Linked DNA regions of Homo sapiens: all the other regions are linked to region 1. A link is an interaction called in ENCODE POLR2A ChIA-PET data of the cell type or tissue named here. Cell type or tissue: HepG2. All regions are shown on one strand. Each heading gives the region's core, and the rest is flanking DNA. Links, peaks and the distances in the headings are about the cores only.

Region 1 (6,078 bases), core at 579-5,578:
GTGTGGCGGGTGCCCCGGGGCTTCAGTCACCCCCAGCCACGTGTGGGGGTGCGGGATGGGAAAGGTAAGAGTGTGTGGAGCCCAGTCAGCACTCAACATGAGGTCCCGTGGGGGCTGCCTGAGGGCGTAGCTTCCAGAATTCAGCCCCTGGCCCTCAGAAGGTGTCACCAAAGGCTTCTTTCCATTTGAGTGAATCCCTCCCAGCCCCCAGCAAGCCCTCGGAACGAGCCCACTCCCAGGCGCTCTCTCCTAGTGTGGGAGTGGCCACGCCCCTGCTGGGAGTGACTCACTTGGGTTCAGAGGTCGTGGCACTGAGATGGGTCTGGCAGATCCCAGCGTCCAGGCCCAGCCCCTATAGTGTCAGCTCCCTCCTCTGGGGACCCCCTTGCTTGTGCCCCTCTGGGTCCCAGCACATCCCAGGCCTGCAGGGAGGGGGAGAGGAAGAGACTGACTCACTGGCCAGGTCCCCCAGGGGCTGGAGAGGCTGGAGAGGCAGGAGCTGGATCAGATCTGAATCCAGAGGCTCTCGGAGGAAGAGCTCAGGGTGAGCTGCGCCCCCATCCCCTGCCCCTCCTCTCCTGCTCCTTCTCCCTTCCATGGTCCCAGCCAGCAAGCACCTGGGGTAGAGGGGACAAACCCAGGTGGCTGTGTTCCAGCCCTGGCTGCAGGTCTGAATGGCTTTCTGGGGTGGCTGGCCATGCTCCCTGAGAGCCCAGCTGTGGCGATGTCTGAGCAGGTAGGTGGGGGAGCACCTAGGAAGCAGGGGTGTCAGGCAGAGCACAAGGAGAGAGGGTGTCCAGGTCAGTTTCAGGACCTGGCTGAGAGGAGGGGGCTCCTCACGGGCACCGCCTCTGGCAAGCACAGGGACAAGGGCAAGGACGGCATGGCCAGAGGTCCCTGGGAGCCTCTTCCCCTCTCTTCTTCCTAGCAGCTCCCCCTCACTCTTCCCAGGGACCCTGTCACTTTCCTTTAGCGTGTGGCAGCTCCTTGGCGTCCCTCCCGTGCCTTCAGGTTGCTTCTGCGCCGGGCCTGCCGCTGGGCGCCCCTATCTCTGCCTGCCCCCTCCTCCTGCTCCCCTCGCCCTGCCCCCTTGGAGCAATTCCCCACCGAGCCTCCCTTCCCAGGCAGTCGAGGTCCCTCCCTACCTCTGCCCCGCGCTCTGGGAGGCTCCTTGTTCCGCGACCACAAAGCCCCTTTGATCCTCTGCTCGGCTCTGAGCCATGTGACCCGGTGGGCGGGCCGCGGCTCTCGGCGCGTCCAGCGCAGCCCGACGTTCCGCTGCTGGGGTGAGTCCTGCTCCTTTGTTCTTCCCAGCCTTGCACCACTGGCTCGGGGGCTCTCAGGTGGCGCGGCCGCGAGGCGGACCCTGATGGCCATGGTGGCGGTGCCGGGAGCCACGCTGTCCCTGGGCCCCGGCCCGAGGCCGGCAGGACCGAGCGGGGTCCCCAGGAGAGGGGTGGCGGGGAGCTCGATCTCCACGCGGGGACCAGATTTTCGGCCTCAAAATAGAAGAATAGGGCTTTGTGTGGTCACAGCTATCTCTTTGTAAATATTTGGCCAACTAAGCTGAGTGGCTAAGTTCTCCTGCTGCCCGGAGCTTCTTGGAACATGTTTCCTTTTCGCAAGGGGTTTCCCTGGCTTCCAGGAGGGCCAGGAAGAAATTCGAATTGGCCACCGCTTTCTCTAAAATCACTCCGCTCAAGTTATCACCCCTCTGGGCTCCCGAAGACCGGCTGGCTGGAGGCTGGAGATAGTCTCAATGCTCGAAATGCCGTAACCGAAGCTCCCCGCGGCGCCGGCACTGGGATCCAGGGAGCTGCTGCTACAGCGCAGCTCTGGATTCCTGGATGTGTTGGATATGTGCAGGGCGTTCCTGGGAGGAGCGGGGAGGGAGGGTGCTGCTGGCGGGGCTGGTCTGCGTGTGCTTTGCTTCTCTACAATGGCATGCTGCGTGTCGGCCATGCAGAGGCATGTCAGTGAGCAGGGGCTGAGGGATCTCCCTAACGGACCTGCTTTCAGAGGGTCTTTTCATGCTGGGAGAACCCCAGAGACTAAATCATGCAGCCAACGGGGTGGTCCCCGGCCTCAAAGCAGGGAGGGGCGAGGAGCTTTGTAGGCAATGCCATCTGCTCCTGAAACGCCGTCCCAGTGACTCTGGGGACTGACTCAGCCTCCAGCCTGCTGCACTTCATCCCTGGCCCCTCTCTCTTTGCTTTTTCATGTGAAATCTGCTGTGTTTTGGTCAGAGGTTTGGGGAACAGCTCTCTGCTCATCTAAGATAAGTTTGTAATTCCTTTCCTGGAGAAAAATATGCCACCCGGAAGCAGGTTGAGCAGTGGTTTTCTGGCAGGTCTGTTCGGGGCTGTGGAGACAGCACCTGCTGGATCAGGATGGAGTTGGAATTTGGTTTGGATCCCACATGAGAAAACCCGTTGGAAGAGGAGGAAGCAGAAAAAGGCCCCATTCCCTAATAATGCTGTGGGTTTTCCTCCTCCATTCATTGCCACCTTGCCTTGAAACTTAATGGGGCCACGTGTGTTTCCATGAATGTCATTCTCTTTGGCCAACTCCCCCGGCAGCCCCAGGAGCTCCTTTTCAGGAAAAGGAAGAAGGTGTTTGCTTAGCATCTAGTATACGAGTCCTTGTTGGAAAGGTGGGATTCTTGTTTCTCCTTGGGTCTCTTTTAGGCTGAGATGTGGTCAAGGAAGGCCTGTGGTGTGGCTCGCCTTTTTTAATGCTCGTCTCTGGAGACCTGAGTTGCTGCTGACTCCCAGCTTGCCCCTTCTGTCCCCTGGCCATTTCTGTGTCGGGGTGGCTGAGACACTATTGCATTGGCCACTTTGTGTTCCCACTAGCCCCCGCCCCTGTAGGCTGTCATTGTGATGGTGATGGGGCCAATTCAGCTGCGGTGGGGAGGACCCACTGTGTGCGCCTGGGGGGTGGCGTGGGGCACTCTGGGATGAGAAGATGCGACTTCTGCCCTGAGAGCCCTGCTTTAATGGAAGGCGGGGGCATAGTTGCAGGCAGAAGCCATCAAGCACTGTGGTCAGACCAGCATTCCATGTCAAAAATGGCCTTGTTGGCCGGGCGCAGTGGCTCATGCCTGTAATCCCAACACTTCAGGAGGCCAAGGCAGGCAGATCACCTGAGGTCAAGAGTTCGAGACCAGCCTGGCCAACATGGTGAAACCCTGTCTCTACTAAAAATACTGGCTAATCCGGGCATGGTGGCGCGTGCCTGTAATGGCAGCTACTCGGGAGGCTGAGACAGGAGAATCACTTGAACCTGGGAGGTGGAGGTTGCAGTGAGCTGAGATTGTGCTACTGCACTCCAGTCTGGGCAACAAGAGTGAAACTCTGTCTCAAAAAAAAAAAAAAAAAGCCTTATCTGGGCCTGGGATCTGTCCTCCGAACACTGGGTCCACTGTGCTCCACAAGGACTTTCACCCCGGAAGCCCTAGACCCACTTGGGCAACCAGAGTCTCTGGGTTGACCACTCCCCAGCCCTGGCCAGCCTCCTGGGCCACCGTATTCTCCCAACTTCCTGTTGTGCCACGGCTGGTCCAAGCTGCTCTTATCAGACAATGCGAGGCACTTCCACAGGAGGGGACAACCCCGTCCTTAGGAGCCCCTTCTCCCTGCCCCCAGGCCTGGTGCAGTGTGTGGCTTCCCTGCCGGTGTCAAAGGTCTCAAGGCCCCTTTAAGAAGCCTGTCACCACCACCAGCAGCTTCCGTTATCTGGTTCTTCTGTACATGTAAGCCTTTCCCATACACCCCGGATGTTTAGGGCTTCCGCCCTCTCTCCCTGGCCGGGAGTGTGGGAAGAGGGCTTTATTTCAATGCTTGAGAGTAGGGTCAATGGCCAGGGTAAGCTGTGGGGGCTCCTCCCCGCCGGCCCCTCTCTGCAGCCCTCACCTTAACACAGAGCATCGATACCACCTGGGCTTTGGGAAGACCTGGAGGCTGACCACCCTGGAGGCTCCCAGCGTCCCACAGCCACTCTTTGGGGAAGAGGCTTCCTGAGGGACTTGTGGCCCTTGGCTGGGACTCTAGTCCCAGAGTTCTGCCTTCCGGCGCCGAGCTTTGATTTGTTTATTGAGTGCCAGCCCGGTTCCCGGACAGGTAGGGACCTGTTCCCGGAGCTCAGCAGAGCCTTGGGAAGCTTTCCCAGGAGGGCTCCCGAGGGTGGCGGCCATGCCCAGTCCGCTGTACGTGTGAGTTTGTTTGATGAGGAATTGGCTGGGAAGGCGCGGGTCTAATTACAGGCCCATGAGGGTCCCTCTCGCCCCCACCCAGGAAGCAGCGGAGATCCTGGCACACTCAGCACCTGGGCCTGTGCCTGCCCAGCTGCTGGTGGAATCATGGGAGCCTTGCTCCGGGGCCTGTAGAGCAGCAGTGGGAACCTTCCCCACCTCAGCCCCTCCCAGAGTTGGCTGTTCAAACTCGCCGCCGCTCAGCCTCTTCCTCCTCTCTTTCATCAACCCTGGGAATCGCACACTGCCCACCCCACCGGGCCCCGGAGCGGGTGCAGGAAGAGAGAGCTTAACACCCAGAGGTCTGGGCCTTCTGCAGGCGCCTGAGCTGCTGTGGCCTGAGCTGGGTTCCCTGCTGGAACCATCACAGTAGACCTAATGATCTGCCTGCAGGAGTTGCTTCATCCCAGCCGACTCCGGGGCTGCGGGAAGGGGCTGGGCCTTGGTTTTGCTGGGGGTGGGGGGTCAGTGCAAAGGGCCTGAAAAGTGGCAGAGGTGATGGCCCATCTGTCCTCCCCCTGGCCGGCCGGCCTAAACGCGATTGGCTCTCTTTCTTTTTTTTTTTTCCCTCCCTTTTCCCTATAAATAACACTAAATGCGATTTGTCAATGCATTCATTTGGGTTCAGTAGTTGGACCATGGGCAGAAGCACTCCAGATTTGTCACTTTCCCTAAGCTAAGGGTGGGGAACACCCTCTGTGAGATCTTGGCTCCTGAGCGCCCAAGACTGCTCTTGGAACCCCAACTCTGGGTCGGTCTCAGGGGACTGACGTTGATGGAGTTGCTGACATTGACCTCCGGCCTCTGCATGGCCTTCAGGAAGGGGGCCCTTCGCTCTCTGTCCCGTCGAGCCTGGCTGGCAGCACTCCCTTCTCAGGCCTGTGCCCCCGGCAGGGCCTGCTGCCCCCGCCCTGCTCTGTGGGTGCCAGGCTCCAAGCACCAGGTGACTCGGTCACTGAATGGTCACTGAACAGTCATCCTTGCTGGTGTCCCCAGTGGAATGTGCATGGACGTCCTCCCTCCCCCAGATCCTTGTCTTTTATCTCTCAGCCTTTGTTCCAGGGGCCACCACAGGACCAGGAGGTACGCAGACGTGGGTGGCACATCCACTGGGCAGATTCAGCCCTGAACCTGCACGCCCCCTCCAAGGGGGCCCCCAGCGGGCGGGGTTGATGGTGCCGTCTCTCTCTCTGTCACTAGAACGGACATGAGGATTGTGTCTTGTCGATCCACGTCCTGAGTTCCCAGACGTCATAGGTGCTTGCTCAACGAGTGTTTGAATGAATGGTCAGCATTGTGTGACCGCAGATTTTCAACTTTTATCCAAATAGTTTGTGGTTTCTGTGAGGCTATCCCGAGACAGTCTCACAAGAATCTCCATTCTCCCTGCACGCTCCGCACAAGGTCTCCTTGGGGGGTTTTTCAGAAAAAGGGCCAAAGAGCAGCATTTCCTCGGGGATTTGAACACGATCTCCCCCGGGGCAGGGGACTGCCCTGGAAGATTCCCGGCACCGCTTCCCATGCGCCACGTGACTAGGAGGGTCTTGGGGCAGGATGGTGTCTTTTGTGCCTTGTGTGCTGGGGCCGGAGGAAACACTGCCCGTGGCCGGTGTCATCTGCCAGCCCTGAAGACTAATGATGGGCTGGACAGTGGCCCCATTGAGTGGGAGGGAGAATCGCTGCTGTCTGTAGCTGGGGGGCCGGGTGGGTGGGAGCCGAGGCCAGGGAGAACAGCGCAGACCTGGCACGGAGAGGCCTGGAGGAGGAGCAGGGGGTCTCAGCCACCCAGGGTGCAGGGACGCCACACGAGGAGCAGGTGTGGTGTG
Region 2 (5,539 bases), core at 540-5,539, 79 kb before region 1:
ATAAATGATGTACAATTAGAGCAGTTGGTTAGATACGAGGGTGAACTTCCTGGCTGGGAGTATGGCCAAGCCCTGATTTGGGTTTCCTGAAAGAGCTCGGGGAACCTCCTTACCTGGAGGTTTCTAGGCCTGGTCATGTGGCTCTGAGTGATTACATTGAAGGGGCAGTGGCTGGGGCTGGAGCCGGTGGGCTCTGAGCACAGTCACGAAGGCATGCGCACTTTCTGGCTGCTCTCCTGCCATTGTCCCTTGGGTTCCCATTTTGGTGAGGCGTGCACCCTGGCGGCGCTCCCCAGGGAACTAAATATGTTTGCTGCACTGTGCGTGGAGATGGAGAATGTACAATTGGCTGACCCTGTGCTAATCTGGTGGAACTCCATGCCAGCCCTGGGAAAGAACAATTGCATGGGTGTGTCCACACTCACCAGGTGCTTTTTAGAAAAACACTCGAGAATAATGCTGTGGCTTAGGATGGCTGTTGTGCCGGACCCGGCATCTTCCCAGGGGGGCTGTGTTGTTGGGCTGAGTTTCTTAGGTACTGGACCCCCAAATCCCCAAATACGGCGTGGACAGGTGGCCCAGTAGGGGCTGGACTATCCGATAGGCCCAGGTGCTGGAGTTCAGACAAGACATACCCTGGCCTGGCGTGGAAGATACGGGGTGCTATTAATGGCAGCAATGGCTGCATTTCTGAAACCCGGGCTCCCAGGCCGACGAGGGTGTGCACGCATCTGAAATGTCTGTGGTTTTGCAGTTCCCATGTCCACAAACTCACTTGGTTGAAAATAGTTCAAAATATCCAAAGCATGAGGGAGGGAGTGCCTGCTTTTCTTAAAAAGGAAGGACTTGATTTCATCTACTTAAAAAGCCACCCAAACCTAGAACATTTTCCGCAAGAGACCCCCTGCCCCCCGCCTCTCCAGAATGGCTGGAGAGTCTCAGCACTCCTGCACATTTGGGATATTTCAGAGGGGGTGGGGAGGGGCAAGTGGGCAGCGAGCGACCTCAGACCCAGGATGAGCTGTCAGGCGCTCCCCGGCCACACATTCAAGGGACCGGAGTGCAGTTGTAGCGTTGCGGCCTGCTGCTTCGGGGGTGGGGGTGTTGTTCCATGCTGTGAATTCTCACATGGCCCCTGACTCTGGGCAGAGGCCGAGGGTCTAAGGGACGGGGTGACAGGGAGAGCATGCAGGAGTGGGTTTCTGGCTTTCCAGGGCGAGTGGAAGAAGCGCCTCTCTCTCTTGTAGGTGACAGACCTGGGGGGCCCTTCTTGAGGATGAGAGCCTGTTGCTTCTCAAGTTCTGTGTCTAACCCAGGTCCCCAGGTCTACCCCAGCCCCTCGGCCCTGCCTGCCTTGTGGATGATATAGTTTAAGGGTAGAGACCGCTGGCCTGGAGGGAAGGCTAGGCCTCAGGTTAGGGCCCAGAAGGGAGGGAGAAGCCCTTGGGGCAGCTCCCTTTCTGCTCACTCACTGCCTAGCTCCTTCCTTCACACCTTCCTTCGGAAACGTCTGCTCCTGACAAGGTCTACTTCCTGCTCTCAGGAGGCCCTTATTGTGGAGGAAGGGAGGCGTCGCCCGTCCCTGGCTTCTCTGACAGCCGTGTTCCATCCCCGCCCTGTGCCCCTTCTCCCGGACAGTGCCTTCTCCAGGGCTCACCCAGGAGGGTGCAGCGGTGGCCCCCGGGGCGGTGGTCGTGGTGGGGGTGTTAGCTGCAGGGGTGCCCTCGGTGGGTGGGAGTTGGTGGCCTCTCGCTGGTGCCATGGGACTCGCATGTTCGCCCTGCGCCCCTCGGCTCTTGAGCCCACAGGCCGGGATCCTGCCTGCCAGCCGCGTGCGCTGCCGTTTAACCCTTGCAGGCGCAGAGCGCGCGGCGGCGGTGACAGAGAACTTTGTTTGGCTGCCCAAATACAGCCTCCTGCAGAAGGACCCTGCGCCCGGGGAAGGGGAGGAATCTCTTCCCCTCTGGGCGCCCGCCCTCCTCGCCATGGCCCGGCCTCCACATCCGCCCACATCTGGCCGCAGCGGGGCGCCCGGGGGGAGGGGCTGAGGCCGCGTCTCTCGCCGTCCCCTGGGCGCGGGCCAGGCGGGGAGGAGGGGGGCGCTCCGGTCGTGTGCCCAGGACTGTCCCCCAGCGGCCACTCGGGCCCCAGCCCCCCAGGCCTGGCCTTGACAGGCGGGCGGAGCAGCCAGTGCGAGACAGGGAGGCCGGTGCGGGTGCGGGAACCTGATCCGCCCGGGAGGCGGGGGCGGGGCGGGGGCGCAGCGCGCGGGGAGGGGCCGGCGCCCGCCTTCCTCCCCCATTCATTCAGCTGAGCCAGGGGGCCTAGGGGCTCCTCCGGCGGCTAGCTCTGCACTGCAGGAGCGCGGGCGCGGCGCCCCAGCCAGCGCGCAGGGCCCGGGCCCCGCCGGGGGCGCTTCCTCGCCGCTGCCCTCCGCGCGACCCGCTGCCCACCAGCCATCATGTCGGACCCCGCGGTCAACGCGCAGCTGGATGGGATCATTTCGGACTTCGAAGGTGGGTGCTGGGCTGGCTGCTGCGGCCGCGGACGTGCTGGAGAGGACCCTGCGGGTGGGCCTGGCGCGGGACGGGGGTGCGCTGAGGGGAGACGGGAGTGCGCTGAGGGGAGACGGGACCCCTAATCCAGGCGCCCTCCCGCTGAGAGCGCCGCGCGCCCCCGGCCCCGTGCCCGCGCCGCCTACGTGGGGGACCCTGTTAGGGGCACCCGCGTAGACCCTGCGCGCCCTCACAGGACCCTGTGCTCGTTCTGCGCACTGCCGCCTGGGTTTCCTTCCTTTTATTGTTGTTTGTGTTTGCCAAGCGACAGCGACCTCCTCGAGGGCTCGCGAGGCTGCCTCGGAACTCTCCAGGACGCACAGTTTCACTCTGGGAAATCCATCGGTCCCCTCCCTTTGGCTCTCCCCGGCGGCTCTCGGGCCCCGCTTGGACCCGGCAACGGGATAGGGAGGTCGTTCCTCACCTCCGACTGAGTGGACAGCCGCGTCCTGCTCGGGTGGACAGCCCTCCCCTCCCCCACGCCAGTTTCGGGGCCGCCAAGTTGTGCAGCCCGTGGGCCGGGAGCACCGAACGGACACAGCCCAGGTCGTGGCAGGGTCTAGAGTGGGATGTCCCATGGCCCCCATCCAGGCCTGGGGATATCCTCATCCGCCTCCCAGAATCGGGCCGTGGGGGACAGAAGGGGCCTGCGTGCGGGCAGGGAGAGTATTTTGGCTCTCTCCTGTCTTCGGGGTTTACAAAGTGTGTTGGGACTTGCGGGGCTGCTCTGTCCAAGCCTGGGTCTGGCGTCCGCGTCTCTGAGCCTGTGAGTGCGTGCGCTTTCCTGCGTCCTCTTGACTGCCGGTGCTGGGGCTCTGCGTCCTGCGTCCGCGGGAGTAAATACAGCAGGCGAAGGGGAAGCTCACACAATGGTCTCCAGCGCTCTGGGGCAGGGCTTCTGAGGGGCGGGCCTGCCTCTGCCGGGACCTGGAGCCCCCGCCCCTCGGAGAGGCTCCTAGGCTGACTTGGGCAGAGCCCTCTGGTGGGCCGGGAGGGGGAAAGGCTGTGTTGAAATGAGCAAACTGTCCAGGTGTCAGGCCAAGCTGGGAGGTGACCAGCCTGAGGTCCTCCCCGCTCCATGGCCAGAACCAGGGCTGACATCTGGGTGTCCTGAGCCCAGCTGCCCACACGGCCCACCTGGGGTCAGCCCTATCTGAGTGGGGGAGGCGGGGCCTCCTGGGGGACCAGAACTTTGGCTGGACGCCAAGCAGAGTGCCAGTGGCTGTTCTTCAGGGCTGGGCCTGAGGAGGGTGTGGGGCGGCGAAGGGACGGGAGGGGGTTGTGATCCAGTGGCCACTGGCGCTGTGCAGAGTGTGAGCTGGAAACATCGTAGTTACTTTGTCAGCTTAGTGGTGAAAGCCCTTTTTCAGGCTCTATCCCTTTGCATCCCTGCTTCCCAGAGGGAGGGGAGGTCTGGGTCTGCAGAGCTGGGAGGGCTTGCTGTTCCCGCCCCCCTCCCCCACAACACCTCCTCATCTGGACATCTTTGGGCACATGCTCATACTGGGGTCTCCCTAGGTCCACTGTGTTCCGTTGAGCCTCCTGCAGTCCCCGAGTGAATGTGACCTCCCTGCCCCTGCCTCTTTGCAACTCCTCCCTGCGACCGCTCCTCCAGGGGCCTTCCTTGTCCCAAATGTCCAAGTGGCACGACTTAGCCGGTCTGACCACTTTCCAGTAAGCCCTTATGGAGAGAGGCCCTGTGTTGTGCAGAGCTCTCCTCCTGCCTGCGGGATCGAGGTCTCTGCTCTCAGTTCCTAACAGAAAGTGTCGGGCCCCCAGTGGGATTTCTGGGGAAGAACTCTCGTGTCTCAACGGGAGCCCTGTGGCGGGAGGGGAGGCCAGGGTTTGGGGTTGTGTTCGTTGTACAGCTGTCACCATTTGCACTATGAAAGTTGTTAGTGCCCCTTCCTTGGGTCTCTGGGTGTAACTCCACCCTTGCCCCCATGTGCCTCCATCTGGAGCTGCTTCTGCGGCTGTCTCCCAAGCCAGTTTTGTGACCCTGTAATTTAGTCCAAGACAATGGGCTCATTGAGACCATCCTGGTGCAGCAGTTGGCAATCCTTTGGCTCTGGGGGAAGGTTTCTCAGTCTCGGGGAGTGGGGCCTCAATCTGCTGGTTCCCTGTGTTTATCAGTCTCCCCCTTGTGTGTCCTGAATGGTTTTGCTGGGAATTCTGGTCTTAGAGCCATCAGGTGGCCCGAGTCGATAGGCGTGAGAGAGTGTGTGTGTGCATGAGTGCGCATGTGCATGGGGGCTGACCTGGGGTATGGAAAGGTGGCCCTCCCTGGTGCCCAAGGAGCCTGGAGTATAGTTGGAGGGTGTGGGGGTGTGTATATGGGAGTTGGACAACCTTGGGTGGACAGACAGACGTGGGGAAGGGATGATTGAAGGAGGTGGAGGAGAGAGTGTGATTCAGCCCAGCCAGGGGTGATGTGGACAGGCAGCTTCCGAATCAGGGTAGAGAAAAGTCACCACTAGCTAGCAGGGGAGAAGTCAGTATGGAGGAGGCGGACCTTGAGGGAGAGTAGGAATTGGATTGCAAGAGGAAGGAGAGCCTTCTGGCCAGCAGCAGCCAGCAGCAGTGGGGGAGGCTGGAATGAGCTGGCTGGAGAGGGGGCTGGGGCATAAGGAGGGGCCTGCCTGTGAAGATCATATGGGCCAGGCTGCGGAGGGCCAGGCATGCCCGCCGGGAGTGCAGCTGGTCCACGGGAAGCATCTGGAGTGGCTGGGAATGGGCGCAGGAGCAGCGCCGTGGGAGCACAGGTCTCTTTCCCGGGGCGGCTCACCTGGTGTCTTGGTTCCTGCAAGGTAGGCCGAAAGGGTGGGGAGGAAACTGCCAGCTCCTTACAGCGCTGGGATGGTGGCCCCAGGGTTCCTGAGGCCAGCGGATGTGGGTGCCTGTCACCATGTGGGTTGCTGAGGGGCGGAGACTCCAGGGGCCACCCCAAAGCAGGACGAGCTCTGAGCCACGGCATCTCTGGGGGC
Region 3 (6,078 bases), core at 587-5,586, 61 kb before region 1:
AAAGGAGTGTTTGGGGAAGAGTCTGCTGTTGTTGGAGGGTCGGAAGTAGAGGGGAAGGAGGGGCACGCGGTAGGCTGAGGAGGTGGCTGGCGACCCTGTGGTGGGGACGAGGGGGCTATGAGCAGACCAGGAGCCAGCATCACGTTTCTCTGTCTCCAGAATCGAGGACGGAGAGCTGCCAGAGAGGCCCTGGCGGGGTGTCTGGGGCCACCTAAAGGGCGTGGGTGGATTAAAGCTGAGGAAAGCCTCATTTTGGGGGACTCCGTACTTAACCTTTGAGGCCCTCAGAGCTGCAGCCTGTGGTTTTTCGAAGTCAATCACCTCCCAGGGCCTCGCTCCTGCCTTCAGCGACAGCCATTTATCAGGGAGTCTTTGACCCAAGGAGACCTGAAAGGTCATCTGGTCCCTCTCCTACCCCCAGGCAGGCCACACCTAGACCCTCCCACACAGATCCGTCCCACCCTTCTGCTGCCTTCCACCAGGGACGGAGGGTGGGCGGCCCTCCCACCCAGGCCCTGGCGGCCCCACCCCAGCCAGGAAATTCTTCCTCTTTATCTGCCTCACATCTCTTCCCCTGCGGCTTCCGCCCATTTCCCCTCAATCTGCTCCTAGTGGAGCAGCCAGCAGCTGGTTTAGAACCCGGGGGTGGGGGGAGCGCTAGACCAGTGCAGCACATCTGAGAGTGTGCCAGAGGTGCTCCCATTCCCATAGCTGATTTAGTAAAGAAAAGAGGAAGTCCAGCAACTTAGCGCCACTTTAAAGTCCGCCTGGAATGACCCTGTGGCTGCCGGAACCAGGGGCACGCGGTAGATGACGGGAGCAGGCACAGAGAGGCCTTCGTCCCGGATCAGTCGCTGTTGCCCTCTTGGAGGCTGGGCTGCCTTTCAAGAAGAGGACCCAAGGCCCTGTGAGCGGTGGCCTCCTCTGGAGCCTTTACTGTGGTCCTGGTTCTGCTCTGCGTAAAGAGAGATGGCTTGAAGCAGAAGCTGCTACGTGGCTGTCCCAGGCAGGCGCCCGTAGTCCCAGCTACTCGGGAGGCGGAGGCAGGAGAATGGCATGAACCCGGGAGGCGGAGCTTGCAGTGAGCAGAGATGGCACCACTGCACCGCAGCCTGGGCGACAGAGCAAGACTCCGTCTTAAAAAAAAAAAAAAAAAAAAGGAGTAGAGAAATCTTTCCCAGAAGGCCTGCAGTCACCTCCCCTTCATGTTTCAGAGGTAAAAAAAAAAAAAACTGCACATTTCGCTTTTTTTTTTTTTTTTTGAGACGGAGTCTCGCTCTGTCGCCCAGGCTGGAGTGCAGTGGCGCGATCTCGGCTCGCTGCAAGCTCCGCCTCCCGGGTTCACGCCATTCTCCTGCCTCAGCCTCCCGAGTAGCTGGGACTACAGGCGCCCGCCACCACGCCCGGCTAATTTTTTGTGTTTTTAGTAGAGACGGGGTTTCACTGTGTTAGCCAGGATGGTCTCGATCTCCTGACCTCGTGATCTGCCCGCCTCTGCCTCCCAAAGTGCTGGGATTACAGGCGTGAGCCGCCGCGCCCGGCCACACGTTTCTGTTCTTGAACAGGTGGCTCCCTGACCCTGGGTGTGGTTACTCCAAGACCTTGCTCTGGTGGGGCACAATTCTGGCCCCAGGTAGGGCGACCGTATAACTTACTGTCCCTTGGGGGACACGTTAGTGAAAGGGACCCTTGAATGACTACGGTGGGACAACAGATGTGAGCTGGGTTTGTCCCAGGAAGGCTGGATGTATGGGCCTCTTGAGCCAGAGGAGACAACAGCAGAAAGCTCTGCGGCTGATGGGACCGAGCAGGAGAAGGGCCGGCGGAGGCTGGGGCAACAACGCACTTGCCCACTGTGAAGGGCCTGTGTGAGCTGATGGCTGATGAGAGGGCAGTGGGGCGAGGCTGCCTCCTGCCAGGCTAGACCAGCTCCAGGACACCCATATCTCCTTTTCAGAACCGGTGACTCAGTGGCTAGAAGGGGCTTCAGAATTGACGGGACACTGAGGGAGTCGAATGGAATGGCTGGAGTGGCCACAGCAGGCTCTAGGCCTCCTCCCGTTTCTTTTCTGTGTTCTGTTCCTGGGGTCTATATCCTGGGGTTGCTGTAACAGAGTGCCACAACCTGGGGGCTTACAAACATAGCTTCCGGCGGCTCCTGGAGATTCCTGGCGTTCCTTGGCCTGCAGACGCATCACCATCATCTCTGATCTCTGGCCCCTGTCTCCACGTGGCTTTCTCCCCCTGTCTGTGTGTCTTTCTCCTTTTCTGTCTTTTATAAAGATGCTCACCATTGGATTTAGGGCCCACTAAATTCAGAATGATCTCACCTTGAGACCCTTACCTTAATTACATCTGCAAAGATCCGTTTTCCAAATGTGATCATGTTCGCAGGTTCCAGGAGTTAGGACTTAAGACATATCGTTTTGGGGGACACTGTTGAACCCACTACATTTAATAAACCCAGAGTTGGTGCCAATGTCCCCTGCGGACACCATAGCAGATTCTGGAGGTTCCTTGTAAAGGAATCCGTAGGACTTCTTTTCCCTTCTGGAGGGATGAGACTGTAGCTGGGCTGGGGAAAGCTGCTGGTTCAAGCTGGGGCTGGTTCAGCTGGTGCTGGCTTGCCAGGTTGTTAGAGAGCTTTATCCAGGGAGAAATTAACATCACAAAGTTGGGGGATAAGAGAAGGTTTGGAATCCCAAGGGCTGGCTGTTGAGGTCAGCTGCCCACCCCTTTGTGTTCCATCTTACAGGGACCCAGGCCTGCCAGTGCTCCGTTTCTGGAAGGAATGCTGTGGGCTGCTGTGCCCCATAGGCAGGGTGGAGGGTCCCCTTGCAGCCAGCGAGCTGCTCTTCCTGTAGCGTGCAGAGGGAAGGAGGAGGCTTGTTTATTTCTCTTGGCCTCAGCCGAAAATCCAACCACAGGCTCTGGCACTAGGCAGACCTGCTCATTCTCACATCATCATTGCAGAGTGAGCCAGGCCTCTTGGGTGGGGCTGTGATGAGCAGGAAGGACCTCCGGAGTGCCTGGGACTTCTTGGGCCCAGGGTTGCCAGAGGCAGAGAGAAAGAAGCCTCCTCCTAACACTTGAGCAAAGATAGTCATCAGAATCCATCAGAGTGGCCTCCTGTGGCTCTTCCCTGGGTGCTGACCCCCCTGGTGCATTTGAAGTTTTCAGGGATACTATTGACGCTCCCTGCACCTCCATCCAGGGGTTAGTGGAAATGGTTCTTTTCCTCCTTGTCCAGAGGTACTGTGGATGATGACCCCAGGTCCCAGACCTCAGTCATTGGGCCACGTGTGCAGATAAGCCTGGGCAGTCAGTAACCTTTGGCCACCAAGCTGGCCTCCTGCGGACTGGGCCGGCACTGGAGGCGGGTCTTAGCTGCTAGCACTGTGGCCCAGCCAGGCCTGGCCTTGGGAAGGCAGAGGGGGAGGGGACTGGGAAAGGGATTGAGCTGGGGGTGGGGTGGTACCCTGGTTCTTCCCTCCCAGACCTTTGGCAGGTTTGAACTATCTGGCTGCGGCTCTCTAAGGAGGGAGCGCCTCCTCCGCCTTGATGTGGACTTTGCCTTCTGTTCACGTTGTCCCTGTCCCTAAACAAATGTGGCTCTCTGTGGGGAGCCTGGGGGCCGCCCTCCACTGACACTGCTGTTTCCTGGCTTCCCTTTGCAGGCTCCGCTCAGCTTCACTGCGCCTATTTTTAAGCCTTTCCTTTTGGACGGTTTTGCTTCCTGAGAACACACCCCTCCCCATCACCCCAACTGTGTCCTCCTCCCTATCCGGAGCCTGCTCCACCTGCCCCAGGAGCCACCTCCCTCCTCCACCAAGCAGCCCAGGCCAATTCTGGAGGGCTAATTTGTGTCCCTCCAGAAGCAGGTCCTGAGACAGGGATTTCAGTGGGAGGGGACACCAGGGGATGCCTGAGTGTGGGAATGGGCCAGGCAGGGAATCCAGCCAATAAAGGGTGCCTCACCAGCTCATTGTGACCACAGGTGGCTGCCCAGCCCCCATACCGGGCAGCATGGGGAGACTGCAGACCGTGCCCCCAGCCTTGTCCCACCTGGGGTTGGGTAAGGGAGCTGGGGTTTTTATACTTCAGTTCTTGGCCAAGGACTGCACTGCTCACTCCTTCCAGCCTTCCGAGGGCTTGGGCACTAGGAAAGGCTCTGGGTGGAGACACGGAAATAGGCCATGTGAAGTCAGTGGGCGTGATTGGTAGCAGTAAGGCCAGGACAGCCTTGGTCACCAGCAAGGTGACCACACATTTCAGCATGCACAGCCCCCACAGACACACACCCAGGAGATGGTAATTACACCAGCAACAGTCACCCCTGCCGCGTGCCATGCCTGCACCCAGGGAATCTTATTTTTTATTTATTTATTTATTTTTATTTGAGATGGAGTTGCGCTCTTGTTGCCCAGGATAGAGTGCAATGGCACAATCTCGGCTCACCACAACCTCCGCCTCCTGGGTTCAAGCTATTCTGCCTCAGCCTCCCGAGTAGCTGGGATTACAGGCATGCACCACCACGCCTGACTATTTTTGTATTTTTAGTAGAGATGGGGTTTCTCCATTTTGGTCAGGCTGGTCTCGAACTCCTGACCTCAGGTGATCCACCCACCTCAGCCTCCCAAAGTGTTAGGATTACAGGCATGAGCCACCGCGCCTGGCCTCAGGGGCACCTTATTACCCCATCACCTCCTACAGCAGGTGACACTGAGGACACTGAGGCTCAGAGTAGACTGTGGTTATGTCACTCTCCTGTTTGGTTCTCCTGCTCTCAGCCCTGAAATAAAGAGCACGGTCCCTGTGCAGGCCCATACGTCCTGTCTCCAGCCCTGGAGCAGTCCTTAAGCTCCTTGAAGGCACACCAGGCCTTTGGGCCTCGTCCCCCAAGTCCTGGATAAATAGGAGGTGAAGGAGCCTTTGCAACTGGACCCCACTCTGCCAGCGCCAAGGCCCTGCCTGACTACCCACCCCACCCTACACAGATCAGGGACCTGTGCCAAGGTCCAGTGTCACAGGAGAGTGAAGACAAGGAGGTGCCCATGGCGTACATGCTGCTGGACTCACTCTGTAGATCCTAAGGGTTATGGGGAGTTATCTGCCAGGTGAGGTTTTCCCGTGGCTTTTTCCTGCAGGCTCAGGGTAGCATACAGGGAGGTGCTTCCCTACTCCTTGGCACCATCTGTCCGGCTTCCCTGAGCCCTGACCCTGGCTCCTAGATAGCCAGTGTTTCTTCAGGGACAGAACCTGCTTTGCTGCTGCTCAGAGGAGACCCAGTTTGACCAGGGCTAGCGTTCCTGGAACCTGAGCCTGGAATTCCACCCTGCCCTGGGCAGAGGCCACGTTGCTCCCTCCTACGAGAGCTGAGCTGCGCATGAGATTATTCTGACCTTGGGCTCTACCATTTCTTTGCATGACATTTGTCCCAGGCTGGAGCAGGGCTCTGTGGCTCGCTTGGTGTTCCCTCCCCAGACTGAGGCCTGATATGTACACCAGGAAGTGCTTGATCTGGTTTCAGGAGCTGGGAGCGGTTTGCCAGGCAGCCTGTGGTCAGAGCAGGGGCCTTAACAATGGTCCCTTGTGCGGCACATTCCTCTCTAAATAGGCCCAGGTCCAGGCTGCTCCTGTTTCGACCCCGCCATGGGCCTGGAGGGGAAAGTTTGCATCTGGAGGGTGGCCCACTGTGGCCTCTTTTTGTGTAGCAGCTGAGACCGTAGGTGCTTGAGAATAGGAGAAGCCCTGTGCCCATCCTGGGCTGTGAGATGTTTTTCCAGAGGTGGGGATGGGGATGGGCCAGCATGCAGTTACCCACACCCTCCAGCTTGTTGGCATCAAGGTCTGTGTATGTGTGTGTTTTTTTTTTTTTAATTTTGTTTTTCCAACATGGAGTCTTGCCATTTGCCCAGGCTGGTCTCGGACTCCTGGCTCAAGCGATCCTCTAGCCTCAGGTTCCCAAAGTGCTGGGATTATAGGTGTGAGCCACCATGCCCAGCCAGTACCAAGGTGTGTTTTTTAAGAGCAATATTGGCCGGGTGCAGTGGCTCACGCCTGTAATCGCAGCACTTT

Evidence for each region. ChIA-PET counts read pairs that join two places held together with the same protein. Peaks named below come from ENCODE experiments on the same cell type or tissue, not always from the same donor. Only the 100,000 strongest peaks of a DNase experiment are listed, where the experiment ranks them.
Region 2: POLR2A ChIA-PET joins it to region 1 with 21 read pairs; 13 of 35 experiments call an interaction of 5 or more read pairs at or near these places.
Region 3: POLR2A ChIA-PET joins it to region 1 with 129 read pairs; 12 of 35 experiments call an interaction of 5 or more read pairs at or near these places.

What each region holds. Positions count from the first base shown.
Region 1 is chr17:77,450,243-77,456,320 of GRCh38, forward strand. The region is part of intron 3 of SEPTIN9 (septin 9); the gene reads left to right. Among named protein-coding and RNA genes, the nearest start is that of MIR4316, 56 kb to the left of the region's middle. RefSeq lists enhancers at 501-1,408, 1,488-1,787, 2,315-3,222, 3,457-3,796, 4,130-5,036 and 2 more. In HepG2, for the core only: no CTCF peak of the experiment used is centred there; DNase peaks (open chromatin) are centred at 1,199, 1,539, 1,899, 3,479 and 2 weaker places; H3K4me3 peaks cover 4,634 bases.
Region 2 is chr17:77,371,037-77,376,575 of GRCh38, forward strand. All of the region lies in intron 2 of SEPTIN9 (septin 9), which reads left to right. Among named protein-coding and RNA genes, the nearest start is that of MIR4316, 23 kb to the right of the region's middle. RefSeq lists a silencer at 1,913-2,412 and enhancers at 4,601-5,290, 5,393-5,452. In HepG2, for the core only: CTCF peaks have their summits at 2,101 and 3,535 (motif pointing left); DNase peaks (open chromatin) are centred at 1,540, 2,075 and 3,465; H3K4me3 peaks cover 3,838 bases.
Region 3 is chr17:77,389,208-77,395,285 of GRCh38, forward strand. All of the region lies in intron 2 of SEPTIN9 (septin 9), which reads left to right. Among named protein-coding and RNA genes, the nearest start is that of MIR4316, 4.8 kb to the right of the region's middle. RefSeq lists enhancers at 208-938, 2,400-3,129, 3,130-3,860, 3,861-4,590. In HepG2, for the core only: no CTCF peak of the experiment used is centred there; DNase peaks (open chromatin) are centred at 721, 2,931, 3,504 and 5,494; H3K4me3 peaks cover 1,459 bases.